2 separate regions of the Mus musculus genome follow, and region 1 is linked to region 2. The links are chromatin loops, found by intact Hi-C in ENCODE. Cell type or tissue: left cerebral cortex. All regions are shown on one strand. Links, peaks and the distances in the headings refer to the core of each region. The heading gives the core; the rest is flanking DNA. Region 1 holds the start of Aff2 (AF4/FMR2 family, member 2). Region 2 has its middle 35 kb from the start of Ids.

Evidence for each region. A loop is a pair of places that touch in the nucleus more often than their neighbours do. Peaks named below come from ENCODE experiments on the same cell type or tissue, not always from the same donor. Only the 100,000 strongest peaks of a DNase experiment are listed, where the experiment ranks them.
Region 1: a loop joins it to region 2, with 37 times the contacts of the local background. A loop is called at or near these places in 2 of 42 quality-filtered maps.

What each region holds. Positions count from the first base shown.
Region 1 is chrX:69,356,839-69,365,144 of GRCm38, reverse strand. Aff2 (AF4/FMR2 family, member 2) reads right to left here and starts at 4,814. Exons shown (of 20, transcript NM_008032.3): 1 at 4,307-4,814. The coding sequence starts at 4,353. In left cerebral cortex, for the core only: a CTCF peak has its summit at 4,533; DNase peaks (open chromatin) are centred at 4,530, 4,827, 5,106, 5,579 and 4 more places; H3K4me3 peaks cover 2,819 bases; H3K27ac peaks cover 977 bases.
Region 2 is chrX:70,326,294-70,334,630 of GRCm38, reverse strand. No RefSeq gene overlaps it. Among named protein-coding and RNA genes, the nearest start is that of Ids, 35 kb to the left of the region's middle. In left cerebral cortex, for the core only: a CTCF peak has its summit at 3,987 (motif pointing right); DNase peaks (open chromatin) are centred at 3,989 and 5,925.

The DNA of each region.
Region 1 (8,306 bases), core at 1-8,000, 970 kb after region 2:
AATCTTTATCCATCTATAGAATATTTAAATATTTGGGATGTCATAAATGCTTATAACGACTGACACATTTTAAGGCAGTCATTTTCTATCTTGATTTGTGTATTTTAAAGTTGTTAAATGCTTGACTGAACCCTAAACAAAACAATTCATGTATCATTAAACTGATTTCTAACATGAGATAATTTTCTTCTTTGTCCAATAGCTGTAATTTTTAAGATTATCTCAGACAACCTTGATTCTTTGCAGGGATATCTGGAGGTTGTAGAGGGGATCTTATCAAGAGCAAGTATTACCGCTTTCAATCTCTCTTCCCCATACATTTCTTTAAAACACTGTATACAAAATGGTCTACTGAGCAAATACTCAAGCATTCTAAAGAAGACATACCACACTAGGCAAAAACATGAACTATAGAGAGTTTCTTTTTAATGCACCACTGAGTATAAAGGGGAAAAGATCAATGGCTGACAGCAGAGAACAGAAGTTCTGACAACCTACAGACCTTAAAGAAAATGAGACTCCTCCCCCTCATAGTGTTGTCCTGGTAGCCCCAGCATGAGAAAAGTTTCACCCCCTCTATTTCCCACATTTTCCCATCCACAACCAGTCCTGCTCTACTCTTCTGGTCGACTGTAGCTAAGGGAGCCCCAGAGGACCTGTGTGGAACACAGGAGTGGGTGGAGGCAGATGGGCTGCTGTGGTACAAGCCATGCCTGGCTGGAGCTGGAACAGTTCACTTTTGTCTGGAAAGCAGGTCCCCTCCTCCAGCCCCCACGAGGTCCAGAAAACTTGGGAAAGTGTTAGCTGCTGGAGCAGGCCCTGGGGGTTGCCTTCATCCCAAATAGAAGAAGCCTGGCTGGCACATGGCCCCTTCTCAGCCTTGACAGCCTCACATAGACCTTTGAACTTTCTATTTATATAACAGTTTAGTGAGTTTAAGTCTCTTCCTGTATAACTGCCCGTTTGCAAGCTTGCCTCTAATTAGGCTACTTGTGAGACAACATATAAAATCTACAAACAACTGATGCAGTCCTTTGCCATGAGAATCAGGCCAGTATCACAATTTCTTTTAAAAAAAACCTACTTTTAATATTTGGGGTTTGCTATCATGGGAGTTTTTACATTTTTGTTCTTAAAAATTATCTCTTTATGTTTTTACCCAGTGAACACACACACACACACACACACACACACACACACACACACACACACACTGTATTTTTTAATTAAAAGGTAACTGCCTCACAAAAAGAAATTTGGCATACTACAAAGAGGTACTTTAATGTTATGGAGGTAGGTGCTTACAGGATAGAAAACCTGTACAATTTGTAAGCTTTTACATTTATATTAATGACTTTGCCATTGCTGATAAAGACGTCCAAATCTAGCCACATGATCTCCAGATTCCTCAAGAATTCGTTTACTTGTTTAACAAGGACAAATCTATGGGATGATTTAAAAAGCAGGAACTATGCTTTCCTCTTCCTTCCTCCATATTTTTCCCTTCTTTTAAAAAGATAAAATGATGTATTTGGCAGACATAAGCATCTGTGCCTTCCTTTTCTTTCACAGAATGGTTCATATTAAATTCTAACTCAGGTGAACACTATTCATGCATCCAGAAATCCTAAGGAACTTGAGCTTTGCCCTTTAATGGGGTCCAGAGCATGACCCATTAAGCTACCATTGCAGTTTGCAAAACCCAGTGATACATTCTGTAAGGCATATGAGCACTCCCAGACACTGCACAGACTTGCACAATGCAGCAGCATTCATAACCCTTCTTTGGAGTGCATATTTGTCCTAAGCATGTTTATCAATGTGCATTCAGTTTGTTTTAAATTTACTATAGCCAAGTGTTTGTAAATAATACATATTCCTGTGTATGTGAAGCCATTCTTCATTAAGGTTAGAAAATTGAGTTGGGGTTTAATTTTTTTTTCAGCTCTCCTGATGATTTTATTGATAGGTATCTAGGTAGAGTTAACATAGAAATAGTTTCAAGCTTGTTGTTCCACAAGTGAATAGGGTCAATGCAAATGAGCTCTTTAACTTTTATGCCTTACCCCTCATTTGTCTTTCTACATACATGAGGTAGTGCATATCATCGCTTTAGCCCTCTAGTTATTTTCATGAAATGGAAGTAAACATATAACAAGCGTTATGGTTTGAAGGATGTATAGGTTATCATTAAGAATGATGTCAAGCTTTTCAGTTTATGCACCATGGTTGTATTTGTGTTTCTTTTCTCTATGGAGGTACTTAAAATACAGAAGCACAACCACATTACAAATATTTAAAATATAGATGCAGATTCATAAGAAACCTTTCCCTTCACAACCAAGCAATAAGAAGGAAAATTGCGTGGTTCATGTATACAGAAAGGAAAGGCAGGCTTTTCTTTTTTATGCAGATATGTTATACCATTCCATCAGTATTTTCTATCACATCTACCAAATCGGTCAGCATGCTCTAAAATGGATGTGTCATAGTTACAGATCAGGAGGAAAATGGTTTTGTATTTTTCTTAAGAATAGGAATTTCTAAAGGGAAACAGGCACACATGTTCCTAAAAAACAGAAATTAAGCAGAAAGGTTCACATCCCCTTTAAATATTCAACTACACATGTATAACATTAAACTAGAATTAAAACAGTAATATATGTGAATGTGTGTGTGCAGAAACGTAATTCCTAGTATATGCCTAAATTTTCAGCTAAGCCTTTAAATCAATTATAGCAATGTCTATTAAATTAGCAGTGTTACCTAAAGCATATATTAGACAAATTGCATGCAGATAATAATGATGTGGTTATCAATTGTCAGCAAAATAGATTACTATATCAGAGTAAATGTTGCATTCAGAAATACAGCATTAAATTGAGCAGTAAATTCAGGAATTTTTAAAATTTTAGCAAGAACAGATTCTTTAACTATAATGTTTTCCTCACAACTAATAAAATCCCACATAGTTTTTAAAATGTCTATAGATAAATACTGATATATTTGATAATTTATTTGGAATGTCTATAACAAAATGTAAGGTATCTTGGGTTTGCAGCCAAGCAGTCACGAGTGGCATAATGAAGCTATTGGCCAAGCATCTGACCCTTTTTTAAAGAAGGAAATTGCCTAAAACATGACATTGACAATGGAAATCCCTGCAAAAAAAGGCACAGCATTCATGGCCAGTAGCTAGTAGTCTGAACATTGCAAAAGATTTCAAACTGTTGGTGGGCACTACAGATTATCCTCACTACATTTAAAGGGCAAGAGTGCCACTTGAAGTCTCTGCTCCTGTGGCTGCCTCCTTCCTCATCTAAACACTTGGGCATGGGCGGGGGGACTGGTACATTAAAATATTGTGACTTATAAAGAACGATAATGTTTATAGTAAATGGTGAAGTTTTTCTAAAGTTAATAGATCTGAGGAGCACTATGCATGTGCGCCTGTACATCAACACAGAGAGAAAGAACTTTCTGCTCCCCCACCCCCACCACAGTCACCTTTGCACCATGTTTCAGGATCTCTCCGCAACTTTACGGTATTTTGTTTAAAGCAGGCTAAACCTGGGGATTCTAGCTGTGTGTCCAATACACAAACCTAAGGCTGCCTCCCACTGGGAAGCCAATGGGGGTTCAGAGGCTAATTAAATGTTCATTGACTTCGGAGCTGAAGACTTTAGGGGCCAACTTCAAACACCCTTCCACTTGAAAGTCAAGCGCTAAAGGCAACTGGACTGGAGGTCCCTAGTGCAGTGGCCCCTGAAGACGCTGCTCTGAGAAGAGGAACTTAGGCTGGATAGGCATTAGGTTTTGGACCCATGCCTTTCTGGGTGGGGATTGAGGTGGCAACAGCGTGGGCGGTGGCCGCTGAGCAAGCTGAGGGTGGCCTCTGGGTACCTGGCTGTCGCTTTTTCTCCCGCCACTGGCTGCAGGCACTGGCAACTGGAAAGTTAAAGCATTTAAGACTGGATCCTACCCAATCAGCCACTGGTGAGAAAAGACCCCAGGAGGTTGTTGTGCGGGTGGGTGGCACTGAAGCTGCTATGGGCCGGCTGCAACTCTTTAGACTTGGAGTGCAAAGGGATGCTCTTGCCCACATCTTTCCCTGTCCCCGCACCTCCCCCATCCCAGCACCCGACCAAGGAGTCACTGAAGCCAAAGCTAGAGGTGTCTGGGAGCAAGTGGGAGAGTGTCCGGGGCGCCCCCCACAACAGCTCTGGCTCCTCTTAACAAAGGCGAAAAGCCCAGACCAGACCGGGGATCCCGCTCATCAAAAGAGAAGGGGAATTTTAACACCTACCACTGCTGCTCCAAGTCCCAATCCCTGAAAAAGTCGAATAGATCCATAGCGGCGGGGCGGCGGCGGCTGGCGGCCGTCTGTCCCTGCTCGCTGCGTGTCGGCGCGGCTCTGAGCTGCGCGGCTCTCTGGCTGCGGTCGGCGGCGCGGCTCTCTGGCCCTCCTACCCGGTTAAAAGTGCTGGGGCCGCATCAGCGGCAGCGGCGGGCGCCCGGGGTACCTAGTCCTGCGCTCCGGAGCAGTGGCGGCAGCGGAAGCGATGGCACCGGGCAGGCAAGAGCCTGACCTCCCGCTCTGGTCCACTCGCTCCGCGGCTGCCCGCTTGCCCAGCGCGTCCGGGCTGCGGTGGCGGCCGCTTAGAGCTGGGGTCGCCTGGGCCGCCCGCCTGGCAGGCTGCTGGCGGGTGGCGACGGCAGAGGCGGGGGCGAGCGAGGCAGTGGCAGTGGCGCGGCGCGGCAGCCGGGGCGGCAGCAGCGGCGGCGGCGGCTGCACAGGCGGCGGCGGCCGAGACAGCATCACACACTTACACACTCACAGGGGGCGGAGCCTGGACAGCTCGAAGCCGCGACATGGAGCAGACACGTTATCATCCTTGGATCTGGCAGGGGCTAGCCCCGCCCGCCCTTGCTCCTGGATGCCCCCCACCCCCTGTCAAAATCAGCTGATGGGGGCAGTTGCAGAGCTGAAGACTCAGACCTAGCCCAGGACCCAGAGGAGGTCCTGGGACCCAGACAGGGGAACACAGAAGGTGGTCTCACTGTACCAGAGTGTAGACTAGCAGAATGGGACACCCTCACCCCAACCTACCACTGGGATGTAGTATTTGCCATCAGAAAAGAGTGCACAAACTGCTGCAAGGAAGGGCTAGCGCCCTGCTGCCATTGCCTGTAGTCCCTGCCCAGACATTCTTTTCAGACCACTGGATCAAACTTTTGCGTCCCCAGCATCCCTCTGGGCTGCATCACGGGGCATGTGTGTTCAGGGAGGACAGGGCGGTCACCTTCACCATTTCTGCGGTGCTGCGCATCCCAGCCGAGTTCACGCTGCAATATCCTCTTAGGCTGAAGTAGTACTGGTCCCTCAGTAGGTCAGCAAGCTCTGGGCCCTGGATTTAGTAAGCTGCAATGGGAGGGATAAAGGGCGTCCCCTTGAGTGGTCCTTGGGATAAGTGGTTATAGTACTAGTTTCTTCCAACCTTAAGCTTTGGGCAAAAACCTCCTGCATTTTCCTTCTCTGAGAAACAGGAAAACCGCTGGGTGTGTGCCCACTATCCCACGCACCAGCTGCTTTTCTCCCTTCTGGCTTGAGAACAGTCTCTCTGCACGTGGAGGGCTTAACCACACCCCTCTCCTCCTTCCAGCTTGTCCTTCTAGTCCAGGAAAGGATGAATCCATTCCTTTAGCGAGTTCCTCAAAGGAAAAGTTTCCTCATCTACTCAAGAGAAAAAGGATATACAGGATTATAAAGGCTTGTTCAATTTGGAGTCCCAGACATCTGAATTACTTTCCTACTGTCCTTACCGGGAAGGTACAGTATTGGCACTGTGCTGAAATCCTAGGGCCAGAAGTGAGCAGAGCGGTAGACAACATTGACAAAACCTCCTAGCCTCAGTTTTCCCATCTGTACAACTAAAGTATTACCCTAGTGGCCATCAGGCTTATCCTGATCTCTTTCCTTTTCCTATTTGAATATTTGTTTTTAATCACCTCACACACTCAAAACCATCTAGATAGCCTTGCTTTTTGATCTTGACGAACTAGGAGTCCCCACTAGGTCATTTGCTCAAGATCTAACATCTCTCCTGGAGGGGAGGGAAAAAAAAAGTCAGATTGCAACCTTAAACGAGAGAAGCTGTACACCATATAACAGAAAGAACCACAGCTCTATCTTTGGATTGCTTACACCCAGGGCTTATTTATTTATTTATTTATTTAGGTAAGGGGAAGAAAGCACATTGTTGACATGGAGAAGTAAAGCTCCAAGATGCTACAATTTCTGTATTCGGTGGGACTTTACCCAATGTGTATTTTGCACGAACCCAAGTCTTCTACAGATACTAGTGAACTGACAGAAAATCAACCAATGGACAGCCAAAGGGAGACCATGTTTCAAATCAGGTTGTTAACTGGTACAGGTTGTGTTAAGTCCAATAGGATATGGCTGCTACTACAGGATTTAGAAATGGGAGTTACAACATTTAAAAGTAGTGTGAGTGGGGTTACACATTATCTGTGTTCTTGTTTATCTTCTGTTCTAGATTGTGAGTCTTTCCTGTGACAAGAAATGTCCCATTCCGACTTGTGGCCTTCATACATTATGCCCTCAGTAAGTGATGCTCCAATTCTATTTGATTGCTAATAATGATTGTCACCATGGGTTAATGCTTGATCTGTTTAAAAAACACTTATGCAAATCCAGAACATCTACAGTTAACATTTAAATGGGGATTATGATCAGTTGTTACCTATTTTATTTTCATTAGAGGGAGGGATCTGTTCACTGGGGAAAGACATACAAGCAATATTCTAAATAAATTCTCAACAGAAATAAAGCTGCTCCTTTAAGAGTTTCAGAAACCATCACCCCACCGGTGTACTTTCTTCCCAATCAGCAGGGGGACAGAGCAGAAGCAGAAGGAGCCAGCAAGAGGCACCACTCTGAACAGAAGTGCCTGCGGGAAGGAGAGAAGAGACAAGTGGTGCTGGCTGCTGCTTCAAAGAGGGGCAGGGGCTTTCCCTTCCTGAGATCAAAACCAAGTTAGAAGGCATGGAAGCAGCTCCCCTCCCCACCGCCTCCTAACAGAGAGGAGACTAAAAGAGGCAACACAGAAGAGGCCAGGCTGTCCCTGATGCCAGCAGCTCAGGTCCAGCACACACTAAGTGGGGGAAGCTTTGTTATCTTAGATCTAAGGCTAGTTTTCTCCCTTAGTACTAGACTTGCACAACCCTGACTCTGATAGATGCTCCCTGGAGTCAGGGCTGCCTGCAACTATCATGCTAACAGCAAGACCATCTAGTCTCTAGGAGGACAAGTTACTTTGTCCCATTCCACTTATTGGGCCATCTTCCCCAAGGTAAAAAGGGTCCTCAGCTGTTGTCCTGGATTTGATAGGTAAATCGCCTTAGTTCTTTCTGCTTTCCTGACCTAGCAGAGCCTATGTTAGGCCACAGATTCACAGTTGTCAGTTCATTCAGTATTTGGAATCTGCACATTCCTTCTGTTCTGCCTTATCCTCCTCTCTATTAACATCTGTCATCTCGACTACCCTGTACATTGTACCTCACTAACCTTCCCCATTGACCAAATCATCAGTCAAAGGGGGCCTGCTAGGATGGCCACTGAACAGCCTCTGCAGGCAGCACAAGATCAAAAGTGAGACTCCAGATCTCAATCCATGGAAGTAAAGCAGAAATTATTTTTCACAGGTGTGACTTGAGAGAAATGCTGATTCTAAGATCTTCAGAAGGAAATTTTCCCCTTGAATTACTTTTATAGGAGTTTAATTCAAAGTCTCCAAGTACTAATCTTCATTTCAAAGAACCTGAAACCGTCCATTCCTACAGTATTACTAAAGGCATTGTCACACAGATTCTGATAGTGTCTAAAACTAAAATTAATTTAAAATAGTTTAACCATGCATGTCAGTTTCCGGAAAGGAACAAATCGACATAGTGTGATATATGTTATTGTGTTGTAACTCGGATTTCCACATTTGCTTTTGACATGGCATGTAGTAAGGCTGACTTATTTCCTAGGAAGAAATTACAATTTGTGTTAGTTCATATTAGTGAACCTGTTGAATGTAATTCCATGAATTACACTGGGAACATCAAGGACCTCTATGAAGGAGAAACTTGGTGCTACCTTGAGTTTAGAATGGGTCAACATAACTGATGCTGGGGCAATTTCCTCAAATATGTAGCAACTTCCAGAATAATCCATGTTAAAGGAGCACTTCCATGATTTTTGTTTGGTTGGTTGTTTTGTTTTTGTTTTTTGTTTT
Region 2 (8,337 bases), core at 148-8,147:
CAGACCCTCTGGATCCCTTTGTCTGCGTGGAACGGGCCTCTGGGGCAGGTGGGCAAAGGGCCTGCAGCATGTGAGGACATCCCACTGAAGACCAACTGTCCCACAGTCTCTGACTCTGTGTATTGTCCAGTTGTGGGCCTCTGTGTTAGTTGCCATCTACTGCAAGAGAAGCTTCTCGGATGGTGAGCGAGTGAGTCTCTGATTTATAGGTACAGCAGAATGCCAGGAGGATGCACCGTACTGTTCCTTTAGAACAGCACTGGTATTTGATTCTCTCCTAAGCCCCATGGCATTTCTCAGGTTCTTGTCCACCCTGGCAGTGCCATGCATGGGTTTCATCTGATTGAGTGGTCCTTAAGTCCAACTACAGAGTGGTCCTAACTGGTCCCCCACTCTTGCAGCAGTGCTGTCCAGTTCACACAGTTCTAAAGAGAGGTTTTGTAAAGTCTAATTCTTGTCTCTCTACTACTTGTACTTTCTTCCTGCTATCCCTGGATAAATCAGTGACTTGCCATTACTGTGGGGACAAATAGAAAGTTCTTTAATCTGGTCTTGGGACAGATCCTTTGGCCTGTACCAGCCTGCTACATATTCTAAAATCTACTCCAACTGGGGCCAGCTTTATCTTCTGCAAGGGCATCCTTCCCTTTGACTAAATCAGACTACAACATGCAGCATTTGCATCCCACTTCTTAGGTCTCAGCTAACTGTGCTTTTATATTCATTTCTTCAATGACTTCATTTGCATCTGTTTCCCTGGTTTGGTCAGTGCTATGAGGGCACAGCCTGTCTGTACTCTTTATTGTCTTCCAGGTCTGTGATCTTAACTTTTTAAATCCTATTTTTAATAAGGGTTCTTACACATGTTAACCCCCCTTTAAGCCCACTACGTACCAGAGGTAGTGGAAAAGAAAGGTTATTAGGATATGGGGGAAGTGGATCTGTTTAGAAATTGTTCTTTGGAGCAATCCCATGTGTGTTGTCAGGAAATCAGCAGTTCAGTTCACTGGTCAGCAGCAGCTCGATCCACCAGCAGACCAGTTCAGTAGTGTCAGGATAGCAGCAGGGGTGGTATGACCTAGCAGAAATAGTTAGGCCTCAGTCGAATCAGCATGAGTCAGCAGGAGGAATTAGGACCACCAGGAACACAAGTTCTCGGCTGTGCCTCTCTCAACTAAGCGAAGACCAGCAAAGACTCGAGACAAAGAAGTGCCAGCAAAGCCCCTCACAGTCTGTTGAGTCTAATGTATACTCCCTCCAAATATTACCTATCTTCTATGCTTCTTGCCTCCCCACGTGTCTTGCCTTAGCACAAGAGTCTGTCTTAGCAAAACTCCACATGAGTCTGCATCAGCCGACATCACTATCAATTGGCCAGAGCCAGAGTCCTTGGAAGTGGCAAGAAGCTGCCAGCACATCAGACATTCTTTGGTGTGTTTTTCTCTGAGTCCCAACAAATGGAGCTCAACAACGCAGACCAACACATGAGTGTCATTAGCAAAGAATCCTTCATTATGCATCCTTTTATTGGCTTGATTTAGCAAAACATCCTTTCATCTGTGCCTTCTTCAGTGAACCGTTCTTTCAGGAGTCTGCCTTAGTGAAACATCTCTTCACCTGTTTCTGCTTCAGCAAATGTTGCTTCCTATTTGCCCCAGCAAAATACCATCCAACACAACCGACTCTCCAAAGAAAGCAGAAGTTTCCACTTCACAGGTCCATCATTATAATGGATACCTTATTTTCCCTAAACTTCTGTCGCTGACTCTTTAGGTTGTTTCCAGTGCAAATTCTATTGTAAATTATAACATGGAGAATTTCACTATGTGTTCATCTTTGCATGCCTGTGTGTTAACATATCTCTAACAGATAAACTTGTGGAGTGTAATTAGCTAGTTCAAGGCATGCATCAAGGACATGAGTCAATATTTTGGCAACTAAACTTGCAAATGCTTTCCTCTATTTGGGAAACTCCTGATATTGTCCTGTTGGGCAGGAGGCAGAGCCCACTTGCTAGGGTGGAGGCACAAAATGGCAGATGCTCATGTTCCTTTGCCATTGTAATGAGACTATGCTGTCAACAGTTCATGCTAGAGAACCATACAATCTGTGTTTTAATATCACAAAAGCTTGTTTTAAGTACATTTATGATGTTGTGTTGGACCACAATCATGGTTATCCTTGGGTATATGTGGCCCATGGACCACAGGTTGGACATGCCAGTGAGGGAGTTCTTTTGGGGACCAGAGGGCAGGTATGTGACTTGTGACCTAAATTCTCCTCGAGGTTGCAGTAGGAAGCAATGGTGGCATGACTCTGTAGTAATGGTGGCTACCATTGTTCAGCAGCAGCAATGAGTATTGCTGCTAAATATTTTTTTGTGTCTGTGACTTTGATGGTAGCTGTTGGCAGCTTCCTGACCACTTTTGTTCTTGCCCAATATTGAGGTCTAAAACTTTGGCCTTTCCTGGGATTTTGTAAGTCACTCAGTAAAAACAAAATAAAGCAAATCAAATCAAAGCAAAGCAAACAGCCCCAAACAATATGAACCACAAAAGAACAGCTTTTCTTTTTATATTAACTAAAGCCATCGAGCTTTTAACACAGCATATGCATTTAGAAACATGGACTCCAGTGCCAAATTGACCTCCAAAGACGTGGCCCAAATTCCCATTCCAGTTCAGTGGGGCCCACACATTCAGATTTCTGGGTCTTTCCTCTAGTGCAATCTATGTTGCCTTGCAGTGATTTGTTTCTTACCCATTCTCCTACATTAAGCCTTTAACCTAGAGCCTGACACATGTAGTCATCTATGTCTACTAAATTAATGAATGAAAGGAACTGTTTTTAAAGTGCTCGAGGCAGGTCAAAGGCAGCATAGTCGGAATTACTAACTGGGAATTGGGAGGATATCTCCACTCAACTCCCTATTCTGAAGTGGGAGCTAGTGTCCAGAGGAGGTAAGTGACTTGACCAAGAGCATAATTAATTGGCCAGGTTGAAGCAGCTATCAGAGCTGTGTTTGCCAGGTCTATTAGAAGCCTACCTCCAAGTCCTCTGTGTAGGAGCCTATAAGGACTGCTGCAGCTTTCACAATGTTTTTGTCCTATACTTTATGACCAAGGGGTAGATTTTAGCTAAAATGATGTGCAGAGCAGTTGGCTCAAAGCTGTGGAGCTGCCAGAAAATCAACCTGGAAAATGGGGAAGGCTGGCAACCACCCGTTTGGAAAATTGCCTTTGTATGTGACTGGAGGGCATGCACATGTGCGTAAGGATCAAGCACTCTCCTTTCCGTGCTAGATTTTTCATTTCCTTTTTTTCTTTGTATTGCTTTCAAATCAAAGGGAAGCCATGGCAGAGAGAGAACCTCTTGCCCTGAGCTACATATATGAAAATGAAGGAGGTTATGGGACGGGAATGTTTTCAATAATGGATTGGAGGTATGGCCTTTTATAGGAAATGAAGCGAAACTGTTACTAAGCCGATGCTGAGGGACTGAGGTGGGATGGGATGGGGGAGGGCTACTAATTTCAGTGAATTGCCCCCTCCCCCAAGATTCATTTATGTACAACCAACTGGTTGGTTAAGAATCAATTTTAGACTGAATGGGCAGTTGCTTGTCCTACTTAAAGGACTTAATTTTTTGACATTTCTATTGCCACAGCTTGATAGAAAAATATTCATAAAGTCAAGTCCGTTTTGAAGAGAACATCTGTAAAATTGGGTCAGCAGATATGTTAGACGATGGAATGAAGGATGAAATACAAACCTGTCTGGTCTGTGCTTTATAGCAACAGGGAAGTGCTTTGTTTCCAGGGCGAGCACTTGGATTGGAGCCTTTTGGCTCTGATGGCTCGGACCTGCCACATAACCCAGGTTCAGAAGCAGCCAAGGGGCACCACTGCCTTCAGCCTTGGCTTTCTGGGCTTAGCTCCAGCTCAGAGGCAGAGACAGCATGTGGTTCCTCAAAGAAACCACTGGAGGCCGCTGTGGCACCAAGAACTCAGGAAGGGTGCCCAGCTGGTGGCAGAGGGTGTCTCTAAGGAATAATGACTGTCACACACACTGACTGTTCTTGAATTCTAGTCCAGGGGTTTAAAGACACTGTTATGAATTAACATGAATAAAATATTCGGTAGATTAAGCGAAGGTCCTGGCTCTCCTGGGGTTGTTTTCTAACTGCTAACATGCTTTATACCCCTCTGGGACTGGGTCCTTTTTGCAGCCCAGAGGCATAGGTTTTATCTATGGTGAAAACGTCCTCCCCAAATGACACAAAGGTTGCTGCTGCAGCCTGTAGTATTTATACTTTTGTAAAACAGGATATTATGCTGTCTTCTCTGTCAGCCATTATTGGCAGCAAGTACCAGCCATCATGTGGACCAAAGAAACAAGCTTGCCTGACTGAATGTTAGACACCTCATTAATATGATTTTTAGACGAGCAACAAAGAATTTCTTGATATAATACATCCTAAATGTTGAATGAGTCATACCTACATAGAATAATTCTTTATCTTCGTTTCAAATTTATCTTACTATTTAGTATTCTTATTGATAAAACCTGTTCTTTTTACACAGGAAGCATGTGTGGCTATTGGGAGTTGCCCTGGGGGAACTTGGAGTCAAGACCATCAGAGCTGAAGTTAGGCGTAGGAGGGGAGAGGGATTGTGTGAAATGGGGACTAGGAGGAGGGAGGCTGCGATTGGGATGTAAAGAATAAATAAATTGATGGGAAAAAAGACTTCTGTTCCAAGATGGATGTGTGTGTGTGTGTGTGTGTGTGTGTGTAACATGCGTTGGTGTATGGTGCATGTATAGAGGATGACGAGCAGGAGTCTGGGAGTCTGTTTTCTTCTTCCACTCTAGGATCTGAGGATGGGACTCAGGTCGTTAGACTTGAGCTTTACTCACTGAACCATCTTGCTAGCCCCACTTCCTTTCTTTCTTTTTGGTTATGCTCTTGCCTTAATGTTACACAGGTATGTTGGCTTTGGGTGACTTTATTTTAAATCCCACTGAAATGCAGGGTTCAAATTCAACTAATGGCCATGATTCATTGGCTCTGAGAGACCTGTGCATAACTCATGGTATTGTTAGAATACATGAGACTATGTGAACTGACAGATTGTAGCAAACCTGAACACCAGAACAGTTATCCTGTTGTACCATCACCCTGATTTTGTCTGGTCCTCAACCTTGGGTGTACCATCTAGAGAATGAGTAGTGAGGCTGGGATGGGAACAAGCTCTGGGATGAGGCGCTTGTTCTCATTCCTGGATGATTTTTCCTTCAGTAGTCATGGCCTTATCAAAGTGAACTTAGTGAACTGCATGGATTTTGTCGGAGAAGGAATCAACTTGGAAGTACTAGTTTGAAGCATCTTTGCTGCCCTTCTAACAAGGTGGCAGATTGAAGACAGGTGTGATAGAGCTCAAATATTTCCTCTCTTAAAGTGTAATGGGTAGTTTTAACTGTCAACTTGACACCACCTGGACTCATTTGGGGAAGTAAGTTTCTATAGGGGATTGTCTGGATTAGGTTTGCCTGTGGCCATTGCCCTGGTTACTTTAATTGATATGGGAAGACTCAGCCTGAGAGTGGCTGGCATGTTCCCTGATTTGGGGCCTGGCCTGTCTAAGAAAGGCAGCTGAATATAAAAGCATGCATGCATTAATTTATTCGCTCCTGGGTGTGATGTGAGTATGTGCTTCAGATTTCTACCTTGGCTTTCCTGCAGTGAGCTAGAACAGACCCTGTTTGCCCTCAGTCGCTTTTTGTCAGAGTATTTTACCACAGCAACAGAAATAAAACTAGAACAAAGGCTTTGTGAACTCTCATTGTTTCTCACTAAGCCTGCTGCCTGGGCAGTTTTCCATGTCTTCCTCTCTTGCCAGGCTGCAGCTGTTTACCATGCAAGACTGTAACATGCATGGGGTAGGACTGAATTTGCTAAGACTAAAGGCAGACCCTGTTCAAGGCACCATCTATTAAGCCACTCAGGGTAGTGCAGATAGTGTTGTCCCAGGGGATAGTCTGAAGAAGTCCAGTTTGGCCAGAGGGCCTGCAGTAGCTTGTTTGGCTACTATTAACCAGCTTGCCATCTCGGTCAAGTTTATCTTGTAAATCCACTTCCCTAAATCAATGGCCTCCATTAGATTGGAACTAGAGAGAGGCTGCAGCATCTGTGAGCACTTTGGCAAATATTTGAATAAGCTTATGTGTGGGATCTCAGGAGGAAGAGCATCAGTTTTGTGACGATTTTTTTTTTTTTTTGCCACTTAGCCCCAGAGCCAACTGAGTGAGAGATTTTGAGGTGTTTCATCTTGCCCAGAGGTACTCGTTCTCTCCTTTTCTTTAATCTGTTAATGTAGAGTACAACCTATGCTTGGCCCAGCCATGATAGGCTTAGAAGCTTAAGAGTAACCTGGGGAAAGATGGACTATCATAAGATCTGGGCCTTTGGAGTGACACTCCATTTTCAGCTTTGATCACTGGAATACTTTGGTGGAGGGAGATGGGAGGCTGCATATATTGGATGAGAAAATGCAGTAAGATTGAATCAACATGTGTGTCAAAAGAGAATGAGTAGCCTGAGCTACAAATAATACTAGGACCCTAGCTAGTCATCTCACTGTTTTCTGCTATAGAGTATTTATCTGTGACATGGTGTAGCCTCCCCCAGCCTTGAGCAGGCTGGCTCAGACCTGTTCTGCTACTGTGAGCTAGGCCACCTAGGGTGGAGTCTTCTGACCTAGATAGGTCTATTGTTCTGCCACTTCTGCGGTTTCCTCCTAGACACCACTACCTGCTGAGAGGTTGAACCTGTTTTCCAGACACTATCCCTAGGAAAAGAGTTCTTGGTGTGGTGGGGGATGGGGTTCCCCCCTCTTTAAGCTCAGACTCTTAAGTAAACTTTGGGCCTTGATCAGTATCTTTGTCCTGGTCTCATTATTTCTCTCACCTTTTTTCTCCCATGAAGCCCCAGCCTCCCTTTCAGGAACTCGGTTTGTGTAGCTGCAGGCAGCTACAACATGTATTCTCTTGGAGTCACGTGTGAAAACAAGTAATTTGAGAGGTTGTACTAGTTAGGATTCTTCAGAGAGACAGAAGCAATAAGAAACATATTATTTCACCTATACACACACACACACACACACACACACACACACACACATCACAGACATCTATGACAATTCATTTGTGTTAACAATTTGCTTATGTGGTGGTCTGCTGACAGTGTCAGACTCTCTAGGGTGGAGGCTTAGAAAGTTTATTGCAGCTTCCATCTAATGGATCTCTGCCTTCAGATAACACAGTCTTTTTCTCTTAAGAGTTTGAATTCATTGAATGATTCTCAACCACATTATGAGTGGTACTCTGCTTTACTAAAAAAAATAGAATGATTTAAATAAAAATGAAAATGAAATGCACCTTCATGAAAAAGCTAGGTAGATGTTTGACCAAAAGCTTAAGAATCTATGACCTAGCCAAGATGACACACATGATGGATTATTATGGAAGTGGGCTCTGAAATACAAATAGAAGCTGGGCGTGCTGGTACACAGATTTTTTTAAATAAATAAATTAATTTATTCAGTTTATATCCCTATCACAGCACCCCTCCCTTCTCAAAGTCCCATACTTATAAATCTCCCCCACTACCCCATTCCTTTCTTCTCAGAGAAGGGAAATTCCCCCTTGGGTATCATCCTACCCTGGGACATCCAATTGCAGCAGGAATAAGTATATCCTCTCCCAATGAGGCCCAACAAGGCAGTAGGGAAAGGGAATCTAGTGGCAGGCAACAGATTCAGAGAAGATCCCCACTTCAATTGTTAGGGGGCCCACATGAAGACCAAGCTGCACATCTGCTACTAATATGTAGGGAGCCTAGGTGCAGCTCCTGTATGCTCTCTGGTTGGTGGTTCAGTCTCTGTGAGCCCCCATGGGCTCAGCTTAGTTGACTCTGTAGGTTTTCTTGTGGTGTCCTTGACCCCTCCAGCTCGCTCAGTTCTATCTCCCACTCTTCCAAAAGATTCCCTGAGCTCTGTCTGGCATTTAGCTGTGGGTCTCTGTCTTAGGGTTTTACTGCTGTGAACAGACACCATGACCAAGGCAAGTCTTATAAAAAACATTTAATTGAGGCTGGCTTACAGGTTCAGAGGTTCAGTATATAATCATCAAGGCAGGAGCATAGCAGTATCCAAGCAGGCATGGCACAGGCAGAGCTGAGAGTTCTACGTCTGCACCCAAAGGCTGCTAGTTGAAGACTGACTTCCAGGCAACTAGGGTGAGGATCTTAAGCCCACACCCACAGTGACACACCTATTCC